2 separate regions of the Homo sapiens genome follow, and region 2 is linked to region 1. The links are chromatin loops, found by intact Hi-C in ENCODE. Cell type or tissue: IMR-90. All regions are shown on one strand. Links, peaks and the distances in the headings refer to the core of each region. The heading gives the core; the rest is flanking DNA. Region 1 has its middle 12 kb from the start of HDDC2. Region 2 overlaps RSPO3 (R-spondin 3).

What was found. Hi-C counts contacts between places; a loop is a spot of excess contacts. Peaks named below come from ENCODE experiments on the same cell type or tissue, not always from the same donor. Only the 100,000 strongest peaks of a DNase experiment are listed, where the experiment ranks them.
Region 2: it touches region 1 in a loop (7-fold over the local background); 10 of 110 quality-filtered maps call a loop at or near these places.

The regions. Positions count from the first base shown.
Region 1 is chr6:125,311,044-125,317,555 of GRCh38, reverse strand. No RefSeq gene overlaps it. Among named protein-coding and RNA genes, the nearest start is that of HDDC2, 12 kb to the right of the region's middle. In IMR-90, for the core only: a CTCF peak has its summit at 3,256; a DNase peak (open chromatin) is centred at 3,245; H3K27me3 peaks cover 861 bases.
Region 2 is chr6:127,119,662-127,124,661 of GRCh38, reverse strand. All of the region lies in intron 1 of RSPO3 (R-spondin 3), which reads right to left. It overlaps LOC105377989 (a long non-coding RNA gene), which reads left to right. Exons shown (of 14, transcript XR_002956387.2): 4 at 2,926-5,000. Among named protein-coding and RNA genes, the nearest start is that of RSPO3, 3.5 kb to the right of the region's middle. In IMR-90, for the core only: a CTCF peak has its summit at 3,082 (motif pointing right); a DNase peak (open chromatin) is centred at 3,101; H3K4me3 peaks cover 194 bases; H3K27me3 peaks cover 1,828 bases.

The sequences.
Region 1 (6,512 bases), core at 724-5,723:
TTTGTTCTTAAACATTTTATTTTACTTATTGCTACTTTTTTTAAAAACAGAGATGAGGTCCTACCATTTTGCCCAGGCTGCTGTCGAACTCCTAGGCTTAGGCAATAATCCTTTCATCTCAGCCTCCCAAGGTGTATTGCTACTTTTAAAAATTCAGAGTTAGAGATGTCATTGGTTTGGTTCACAGAAAAGGCAGACTTTTGATTGCGTATCTAAAATTGGAAACTGAGTTCAAATAATTCCATTTTATAGTTGAAAACTCCATTTTTAGACACCAAAATTTAATTCTTTAATAGTCACAGTGGTCTCACACTAGCTGGAATTATTATTTTTTATCCTCAAAACTTATCTCAATTTTGCTTTACATTTATGGCATTTTATTTTTATTATACATTGTTTTTCAAAGTATTGTATGCTATATTCTTATTTTTTTAAACTCAAACCTAATTTTTGGTAGGATTCTACGAGCATTTCGCATTATCATTCAAGCTAATTGTACTTAAAAACAAACAAACAAAGAAAACAGGTATGAGGATTACCAGCTTGAAGGCAGACTCGCTCGCTAGAAAAGTGTCCACATAACCAACTTTAGCAGGATGTGGGATTTTTGCCATTGACTTTTTTCCATTCATGGTCTTACTTGTGAACAGTGTAAGTGAAATGAGCTGGTTGGTGGTCTGCGCCTGTCCGGTCATTGCTGGGAAACCGTCAGGATTACAATGGTCCTTTGTTGGCTGGCTTGGCAGCTATGCCAGGAGCTGAATGGGCCACTGAGACTGAACTAGTTACGATGACTGCTCTGTCCTCTCAAACAACCAGAAGCCCTCCCCGTCTCTTAGCCCGGCCACACTGAGATGACAGCATGGATGTGGAGATGCTCCAGTTGCCCCCACCAATATGCTTCACCGAACTGCTTAATGGAAAATTCTGGCTTTCTGATGGTCACTCTCAAATTCAGGAAGAGCGCCAATCTCACCAGAAACTTGCAAAAGAATGTAGAAAAGCAAGATAAAAAGTAAATCACAAAAAAAACTGGTATGATGGTGTGCTAATCAATCTCACTGAAATCGCTTAGTGATTGTTAGCTAAATAGCTGAGAGGAGGGAGAATAAAAGATGAAAAAAAAAATCAGAAAAAATAAAAAATTTAAAAAAAGCTCCTGGAGACAGGCAGCCCAAAAGTCTGATCTGACCAATTTAGGTCATAGTGAATTTTTATTTGTTGGTTTTTGTCATATTAGATCTCCCAGAGTCTAGATTTTTAACTTTATATGCATCCCCTACTGACAGAGAGAAGGAAACTGAAGATTATGAAGCACGTAGGATAAAAAGATGATTAAATATAAAACAAGTTGCTTTCTCTTCTAACAGCTTTCTGCTCACCCAGACTTCTGGTTTTATTTAAAAAGCCACTGCCTTTGGAAACACATAGGGTCTTTTCAATAGGAAAAGATCAAATGATGTTAATCAGGCCATGAGGCCTAATGCTTTAATGCAACTGTCTCTTTACATTATACACATTCCAGCTCTATAAGGGGGAATGATTTTTATCCTAGAATTTCTTTTTTTCTCCTTCTTCTTTTCCTCCCCCTCCTCCTCCTTCTCTGTCTCTCGCTTTAAATCTTGTTTGACCAATCCGTACAGAATATGCTTGCTTCTATAATTCTTCCTTTCCAATCCCCAACAAGGAACAATCTATTGTGTCTTACAATGAAGAAAGACAAGATGATGGGACAATGCATCCCTCTTCTCTTTTCCACGTTCCTCGCATTTTTGGTTGCTCATTTTAGCCTACATTTCAATGCACTGCACGTAGCCCAGGCTTCTGTCTTCTCATCACCTTTTCTCCTCCTCAGCTATTGGTTCTGCCTGATGGATTCAGTTCCATTTAACTACAGATGTAAATGCATTTACAGCTGTTCTCAATAGCTTTTTTTGAGCCAGTCTTTTCTTCAAGAACACAACCATCATAGTTTGAATTCTGTGGCATGTTAAGCCTGAAGATGCAAATATTGAGGGGTTGGGGGAGAAGATGCGTAATAATTGTCTTCAGATATTTGACCTGCCACCCTGTTGATGTAGGATTAAACTTCTATAGGAATATAGAGCCATTGGAGCAGTGATTCTGAAAGAGGGGCATGTGGTAAGTAGAGTCACTTGGGGACTTCCTCAGGTTATAATTCCTTTCTCTGCTGAGATGCTCATGTGCCTGCTGTAGAGTGCCACTGTTACAATGGGAATGTGATCTATTTCCTAGGAGCATTAGGATGGAAAAATTGAGAGAACTAGAGAAGTGTGCTATAAATTCCACAAGATCAGGTAAACTACATATAACTTCCTCACCTTTTTATTTGTAAGCCCTCACAAGGACTGGCACATGGCAGATGCTCAAAAAAATCTTAAAGTATTGTCTTGTTTATGAATTAAAATTTAAAACTTCAGGGAAACAAATTTTGTTTTAATATAAGGATTATCTAATAATTTGAAGCATTGTCCAAGGTGAGTTGTCATGACAGACAGAAACTGGGGGTACTGGTATATCCATGGAGAGTTGACCCGATCTATGGGACTAACAGAAGGGCAGCCAGTTTGTCCCCAGGCCAAGAGAAAACCCTAACATGTTTTATTTCATGGCCGTGAAAAGATTCATGATTCGGAGGGTATAAAGAGATGCATCCTATCATATCATCAGTTTAAATCAGGGAAACAAATCCTTATGCCTTGCTTTCTGAGGATTCTATGTTAATTTGAACTACAGTTTATTAAATTCTAAATTTCAAATTTCTATGTATAACAATTTGGGGTTTATTACTAAGAATAATACTTGTACCTTTGAAAGTCTCTGAGTACTTGGGTCTCTTTCTCTAGAGCTCTACATGAATGCTGGTACATATCAGCACAAAGATGCCTTCTGCCTGCAGACAGCAAAACCTTTTAACCTCACCTCTTTGCCGTAGTAATTTGGAAACCAAATTTGGAAAAAGCTTGATAGTGGCGCACAACAAAGTCCAACATTTTCTTGAAACATTGGAAGTCTTTTGAGGTTTTGCCCTCTTCCTCTTCCTTTTTCCTGCTCCTTTGTAATTCTAAATGAAATTCATCATCCAAGGGAATGGGGTATGGTGATAACAATTTTTGATATCAATGTATTGCACAGTCATTTGCACTGAACATCTGTGGCCTATTATAAGGAAGTCATAAAGTGGGAAGCCTCCACCAGCGTTGATGTGAGGATATTTTGGTCAAGAGCGCCACCTCTCAGCAGCGAATCAAAGTGGCCCCCTGTGGGCCAAAATCAGAGGAACCATTGGCCAGCGGAAGAGTGAATAATCTAGTCACTAGTATTTTCTCACGGCTCTTCACCCAATTACCTTTTTATTAAACAGTGAGAAAGTGCCTGAGACTGTACATCGTGTCGGTTTTAGTGGAAGCACACGGGAGGTGGATAAATCTGGGCTCTGAAAAATAGCCCTGAGTGTTCTGTGTCAATAAAAATCTACTACTAAAAGACGGCAATGGAAAATTCTTAGCTACTTATTTTAAAATGTAGATCCTTACAGAGTAAAACAAGTCTTCAGACTTTATCGAGGTTAAGAATTATTCCTTAGCATTTTAGAGATCTTAGAGTTCTTCTAAGCCCTTTTGTTATAGGTGAGGAATGTGGGGTTCAGAGTGGTGCAATGACTTCTAAGACTCCCCTATTGACTCTCCAGCCACTGACTGCTGCCCTCAGGCCCTTTCTTTTGAACTCTTTTTTTTGGATTCCCAGGATTTTACAGCTTAGAGGGTACCAGAAAATTGAGACTAAATAAAAACTAATTGTGATATCTTAGACTGTATCTGAATAGAGATTTTATCTTTATACATTTGTTGCATGTGGCTAGTGCAAATAAAGTACAAATCTCTCTATCCATAACACACACAAAACACAGATGTTGATTTCTGGATAAACTTATGTAAATCACTACACATGTGTCTGAATTTATTCATGCAAAAATTTTGAAAAAGCAGTTTTAGATTCTCCTTTATAGGGAGCTTTAAAGTGATTTAAAATATACACCTGTACGTATTAATATGATTTGATGTTCATACGATATTTTCTAAGTAACTTGTCTTTGTTTTTTTTCCTGAGACAGGATCTCACTCTGTCACCCAGGCTGGAGTACAGTGGTGCGATCTCAACTTACTGCAACCTCCGCCTCCCGGTTCAAGCGATTCGCCTGCCTCTGCCTTGTGAGTAGCTGGGACTACAGGCATGCACCACCATGCGCAGCTAATTTTTGTATTTTTAGTGGAGATGGGGTTTTATCATGTTAGCCAGGCTGGTCTCAAACTCATAACCTCAAGTGATCCACCCACCTCGGCCTCCCAGTGCTGGGATTACAGGTGTGAGCCACTGCACCTGGCCACTTGCCTAACTTTTAACAGAGACTTTTGGAGATAATGTCATGTTCTGAGTGACATGGAGGAAATTTTACCTCATTTTTTTTTTTTTTTTTTTTTTTTTTTTACTGTGAAGTGGTATTGCTGTCACAGGAAAAAGGCAGTAGGCTAAGGATGAGAACACTTAGGTTCAAGTTCAGGGTCAGCCACTTAGTAGCTCTGTGGTTTAACCCAAGTCACTTAAACTCTCCTGGGGTGTGTGTGTCTGTGTCTGTGTGTGTGCATGTTAGAGGGCGGGTGTGGTAATAAGAAAATCTAAACTGCCTTTCTCATTGGATTGTTCTTAGCATCAAATTCAATAATGTACTTGAAACTTCTTTGAAACATAAATCAAGTTTAAGTTAGTATTACAATGGCCAGAGCATTTGCTCACCACCATGTAGCATGCCAAGTGGAGGCAGTGTATTTAAAGGTTAAAAGCCAAGTTCTTTGATCTGCCAGTTTGGATGGAATCCCAGCTTCACCACTCACTGGCTGTGTGACCTCTGGTGAGTGCTGAACCTGCCTAAGTTCAACATCCTGATGGAATACGAATGTAGTATTACACATATCTTGTTGGGTTGTTATAAGTACAGTGATGCATGCAAGACATGAAGTGGGAGGTCAAGCCCATAACACGTCAATGTTAGTTTGTCTTCACATTATGAGATTCCTGGCTCTTGCTTTTCCTGGGGTTCTGGGGGATAATCAGTCTAGGAGAGTTTGGCCTGTTAGCCTTTGAAACGTTTACTTAGATCTCCTTTACTTATTTACAGAGCTAAGACGTCACCTCAAATAACATAGGACAAATTAATGTGTCATGAAACAAAATCATCTTCAGCAAAGATTCAAGAGTTTGAGGGCTAAACCCGAGAATATATATTTTTTATTCTAACTTCCTCACTCTCATCTTCAGAGCTATGTCCCTTTCAGAAAAATTCTACTTCAAGAGAAGATTTGGTTTCAGGATGTCTCCTGGACTGGAGGCATGTACCTAGTAAGTGTCCCCAATAATTTCAGACCCTTTATAAACTTGATGGATTTCATATATAACTCATTGTTTTGTATTACAAATAATTTGGTTCACTTACTCTATTTTCCCTTTCCAATTTTGAACTTCACGAAGGGTTAGACTTTTTCTGTCTTTTCTCACTATACCTAATATTTAAGTCACATGAATGATTCAAAGATCATTAATGCTCTGACATTATGTAAGCTTAGACTCCTGTTGTGTCTCACTTACCTTCTCATTGGGCATCTTTGAAAAGTTTGCTTTAATTCTCTGAATCTCAGCTTCTTTGCTCACAAAATGAAGGCAACCTTACTGAGTGCTGATGAATTTGGGAAATAATACCTGGAAAGCCCCCAGTACAAAAATAAAAGCCTTCAATTAAAGTTCCCTATTTATTTTTTACAAATAAAAAAAAAATTCAGGCTTTGGGGGATTGTTGCAGAAAAAAAGGGCCAAGTACAGTGGCTCATGCCTGTAATCCCAGGACTTTGGTAGGCTGAGGCAGGATGATCGCTTGCGGCCAGGAATTTGAGACCAGCCTGGAAAACATAGTGGGAACTCATCTCTACAAATTAAAAAGCTCACTATTAGTATTTGTCTTCTTTAAGTTGTCTGTTATGGTTATTACCAGTACGATGGCCTTCATCTCTATGCGTATGCCTAAGTATTGGCTCAGATTCCCAAGAATGAAAGAAACACGTGGGAAAGGAGGAAAAAAAACACAGGAGCATGTTGAAAGCAGATCCCTTTTGCTAAACCCAAATCAGCCAACACAGAACAATAAATGTATTCCGTGGTCCAGAAGAGAAGGCGCAGCAGGTTTCAGGAGTCTGATAAAAGAGAATACTAATGAGATGGTGCCACTTAGTGGTAGTATTCTAATACTACAGGTGGCTGCTTAGTAAAGCAGTGAGGAGTTCATGGCCAAAGATGCCTCCATGTGTTTTCCCTGTTGTCTTTATTGAGTAGGTGGGAAGAGAGGCACAATGTTTCCACACTCTTCTCTCTAACCTGCCCTGAGAGGTGCCATGGACAGCACCCATGATCTGTTTAGCAGTGCTTTGCAGCTTTGCATGCTA
Region 2 (5,000 bases), core at 1-5,000, 1.8 Mb before region 1:
TTTTAAGATATTCAATCATGTGAAACCCTGAGAAAAATCTCTAATTAAGAAAGCAATCTACATTTGCCCTTAAAATCAAAGGCCAAGCAAAAAAAAAAACTGTGCAATTTATGATGCAACATTTTTTCAAATTATTATTTTCAAAAAAAAAATGCCAGCACATAATGCACTGTTAGAAGAAATAGTCCTAACCAAGTCAAACATAATTTCAACACACTGTCTTGCATGATCCTTACTGTGCTCTTAAAACTGAATGATGTTTTCCTAATGGTAACCAAAGTTTTTTCTTACATTTCATGAAACACAATATCCACTCTGATGGCATTTCAAGAATTCACTACTTGGAAAATAATTTTTTTGGGGTGGGGATGGGATATGTGAGTGAATAGTGAAGAAGTAGGAAGAGAGAGATCAAGATATGTCCAAAATGAAACATTGGGATGGAGACAAAGGGGAAAAGACAATTTGGCAAATCAGTATATCTAGAATAGTTTTATTTTTTCATAGCTCATTCTTATAATTGCAGAGGTGTATTTTGGTCTTAACTCTACATAGGGCTCTGAAAACTCTACATAGTACTCTGCCAACATTGCATAGGATTCAAAAGAATTATTACAACTAAAAAAAGATTAACCATTGAACTAGAAAATATTTTAGACATTTAGTAGCAATCTGGAGATCTCTGTCCAGATTCAAATAATCTAAAATAATCAGATGTCTAATAAATTCATTTTGGAGCAATGCAGCAAGGGTTTCCCCATAATAACTGGAAAATAAAATTTTACTACACGTTGTAATTTCCATTCATTGCTTTCTGGGGACCTAATTTGTACAATATTAAATGCCAGGGAATTATTTAATGGAGAAATGACTTAGTAAAGCTTATCTATTTGCAAGTTCAAATACTCTTCATATTTCATGTTTAAAGGAATATTGAAATAACAACATTAAATCAGTTTCATACTCATTCTTACATTCTCATTACTTGAGTAACTTGGGGCTAAAAAGAAGGTATTTTAAAATTACCATTTCTAACGTTCTTGTTAAAATCCTTCTATTAAAGTAATAAACGGAATTAAAATAGTGTCACCATGGGATATTTTGAGAAACAACCCTGATAATGTAATGATGATTAAATTTGAGTTCACAAAGATGTTTTTCCTTGCATTTAGATGTTGCCACTACCGCATATGAATTTGCATTTGTCTTGATTTATACAGCTGTTACACGACGTATCAAAGAATACACTTTCTTCAGCAAATTCTATTCGTGTCTGTATCTTTAAAACACTGTTACTCTCAAAAATAAGGCAGACTGGTGAGAAACGTAGACAAGTGTGAAAAATACATTGTAGTCAATATCCAAACCAAACTTTCATTTGAAATTAATATTACAAAATGTATAGTAGAATTAAAGATTTTTCTATTTTATCAGTTAACTTGTTATTTTCCAGGATTCACAACATAATCACAAAGGGTGTGTCATAATTTCAAAGACTGGCTCAACATCTGAAACAATGTCATGAGCAATGACCAGTACATTCCAATAGTCTGTTTTTATTTTATTACCATGAAAATTATTTCCTTTTTATTCTTTCTCTCTTTCTTCAGACGTCTTTATGAAAGACTTGCGAAGTTTTATAGATTGTGCAATGAGTGCTTTTAAATTATTATGCATATAATGGCTTTTCAAAACTTGCATTTATCTAGAGTCTGAACAATTAAAACCGAGCTACTAGATGGCATCAAATAAAAAGGATGCTAAATGCCATCTGATGTTTCTAACAATAACCTTCTGGCACAGAATAATCCCATAGTATCTCCTAGATAATCAAATGATATATTCCGTTTAGAAAACTTTACTATTAGGTATTTAATTCTTTGACATTGATCACCATTATATAAAATAATGAGTTCAAAAATTTCCAGTCAAGGAGAACAGTTTATTCTCTAAACCTATTGAATAAATGATGGCCTTGAGACCATCTAATTTATTACTTAATAAACCTGATATCTTCTCTATGACCAGAATATAGAATAAAGGTGTACATAACTGTGAGATTCATGGCAGGAGACAAGTTCCACTTGCTAGATATATGGCATTATGTAGGTTACTGAGCCTCTAGTTCTCAGGCCTTTTCTTTCTAAGATGGGAAGATAAGTACCTGCTTCTTCACTTCAGTGGCTATTTCAGGGCCCAAGCAACTAATCCACGTGAAAATGTGAGGCCCCACTAAGATTCTGTGGCTATCATTATGGCAAAAAAAAAGTGCTTCTTAATGTTATTAGCACACAATCTGGAATTCAAAGGTTGAGTCATTTTTAAGAGCTGTATACCAATTCAAATAGATAAAAATTTATTGTGTATTTATTCACCCATAACTAAATAGACATTTTAAAGTACAAGGGTCTTGTCTTAAAACATTGTTTCTTTTATGAGAAGAAACACTAGTTTGTAATAACTAGGATCACTAGTTTATATCAAAGTAGAGACAAATGGAATTACAGTTGTTTTAGGGAAACAGGAGAATACTGATATGGCTTTATTTGCTATTTCTGAGGATAATGCATGATTCTTTGGACATGACAATATTTAACACTTCAAATGAATGTTCTTGTTTACAAAAAAGTTTCCTACTAAATCAAGAGAGACCATTAAATTTTTTGTAGAAGTTTTTAACACCTAATTTTCTACCTGTCATATCTTTATTGATGATTTTAAGCTTAGGAAATTGAAACTATATAACTACAGGCCAGAAGACTCCTTAAATATTCACTTAATTGTCTCTTGAAGAAACAATTAGGATAGCCAGCCTCTTTTGAAAACACGTTTGACCACATGTTTTCATTTTAAAAACTTTTCCTAGTCCTTACTTGAGAAACAGGAACTGTGAATTGAATCTTTTTGTTCGTTTTTTTCCCCCAGAGATTTCAAAACAAACGGTATATCTGAGTTTGTGCACATGCAGTTTGACCTTGAGTTTCTGGGCATTTAAAGAGGACCTCTCTACCCTCCACTCCTTCCTCCTTAAGTCATACTGCACCTGCCAAGAGTCTAGTCTGTCTCCTCCGAGGACGCAAGGGGTCGCCCCTCTACCAGGATTGCACCAGCAAACCAAGCCGCAAACGCAGACTCAAGTGCGAAGGAGCAAGAGCATCGCTGTGGGTGCTGTCTCCCAGTCCCACTCCCACAGAAAAATTGGAATTGCAACCCAGTTCCACTATTCCTTCTTTCATCCCCTCAACACAAACAGAGGTCTCCTTTGACTTGGCCTTGAGATGATTAAGGCAGGTCGAAAAGCAGTTTGCCTTTTGACTCCTCTCGGCCCAACCTAGAGGTGCATCATCCCACAGCTCCCTGAGGCAGCGCCCGGGGAAAGCTTCCTGCGCCGTGGTCCTCGCTGGGGGAGGTGGGCACAAAAGGACTACAAGCTTTCTTTCCTGTGTCTTCCTTCAGAATCAGGGGCCCCAAAACTGCAAAGCGAGACGCCTCTGACACTCAGTACCCTGTCCCTCCTTGACAAGTGTGTGGCTCCCAGCCCGGGGGTCCTCGGTGGGGGTAAAGGAGAGAGCGTGCTCTGGGACGCCCAATGGGCACGGGCTGGAAGAGCGGATGGAAAGCAGAGTGGGTTGCGCTCCAGCCCGGGCTCCCTATGCCCACTGACCCTGAGACTCAATTCCCCAGGCCAGACCCTGGGAGGAGAGGAGGCGGGGACCGCCAGGCGCGTGGACACCGCTGAACCCCAGGCCTCCCCTTCCGCGTCCGGGCCGGAATGAAAGAGTGGGTGGGGAGTTACCAGAGTACACACCATTCGGAGGCCAAGAATAATAAATCGGATGCCCTGACATATTTAGTTTGGGCTCTCCTGCCCCCTGCTAGGTGATCCTAAAGGCGGTGAGGCCCGGCCAGGGCCCCTGTCGCTCTGGCACTGCCACCTTTTTAAAAGGCAATTTTCAGGTGAATCAAACCTTGTCTGGCCGAGGCCAGCAATACAAAGGGAGCTTTCAGGGGACCCTCATGCCCAGGGGCAGGGCAGGGACAAACAGCGGCCGAGAAGCGATTACTAAATTTCCATCTCACACAAGCCGGTGTTGTGTCCTCCGCGCTGCCCCGACGTCTGCCCCGAAAGGCTTCCCGGGCGGGACGCTGGGAGAGGGATCCCCTTGGGAAACCAGGTGGGGCCGCTGGGCCTGGGCTGCACGCCGCGGAGGTGCGAGAGCCCAGAGCAGCAGCATCGCTTCCTGCCCCTCGCGAGCTCCAGGAGAAGTTTCCTCCTCCCTCTCTCCACCAGCGCCCCCAACCATAGAGCCAGGGTCGCCCCTGCTCTGAGATCTGCGAAAGGACTCCCCATGGGAACACAGACACTAGAGCAGCGAGGGCGCCAGGCTACCCTGGAGCGAGGAGAGGTGACACCTTCGCATCTGTCCCTTCATCTTGGGAAGATTCTACCTTTCAGACAGACCAACCCAGGTTGAGGCTGCCGTGGTGGTGTCCGCTTAATTCCAGCTAGGACACCGTCTTAAGAAGCCATCACAATCCAACCCTCCAAATAACAGCATTAAGGGCAGCGAGGAGGCGAATCTTTAGGGAGACCCCACTCTCTGTACGTGTGTGTCCCAGGGGACACACTTGAAAGGGCCAGAGATGGTACAGACGCTCACATGTGACAAGAGAGAACCTGGAAACTCCGCACCTCCGGCTCCCCACAGCTGGGGTTTTGCTGTCTTCAACCCTCGGGCGGGGGACGTCCGGCAGCTCTGCAAACGCGCAGACACGCGAACCCCATCGCCTCGCGCGCCCTTTGGCTCCGCTGGTGCGTGTCGGGGATGCGGCCGCGCAGGCGCTCGCTCCCTGGCTTCCTGGCCGGGTAGCGGGCGTTCGGCTACCGGAGTCCAGCCTAAGGGCCCAGCCGAGGTCTCCCCGCGCGAGGCGGTTGCGCTAGGTGAGCGGGTACCGCGGCCGCGCCTCCCTTGTCATTTACTCAGCGGTCAGAGGCATCC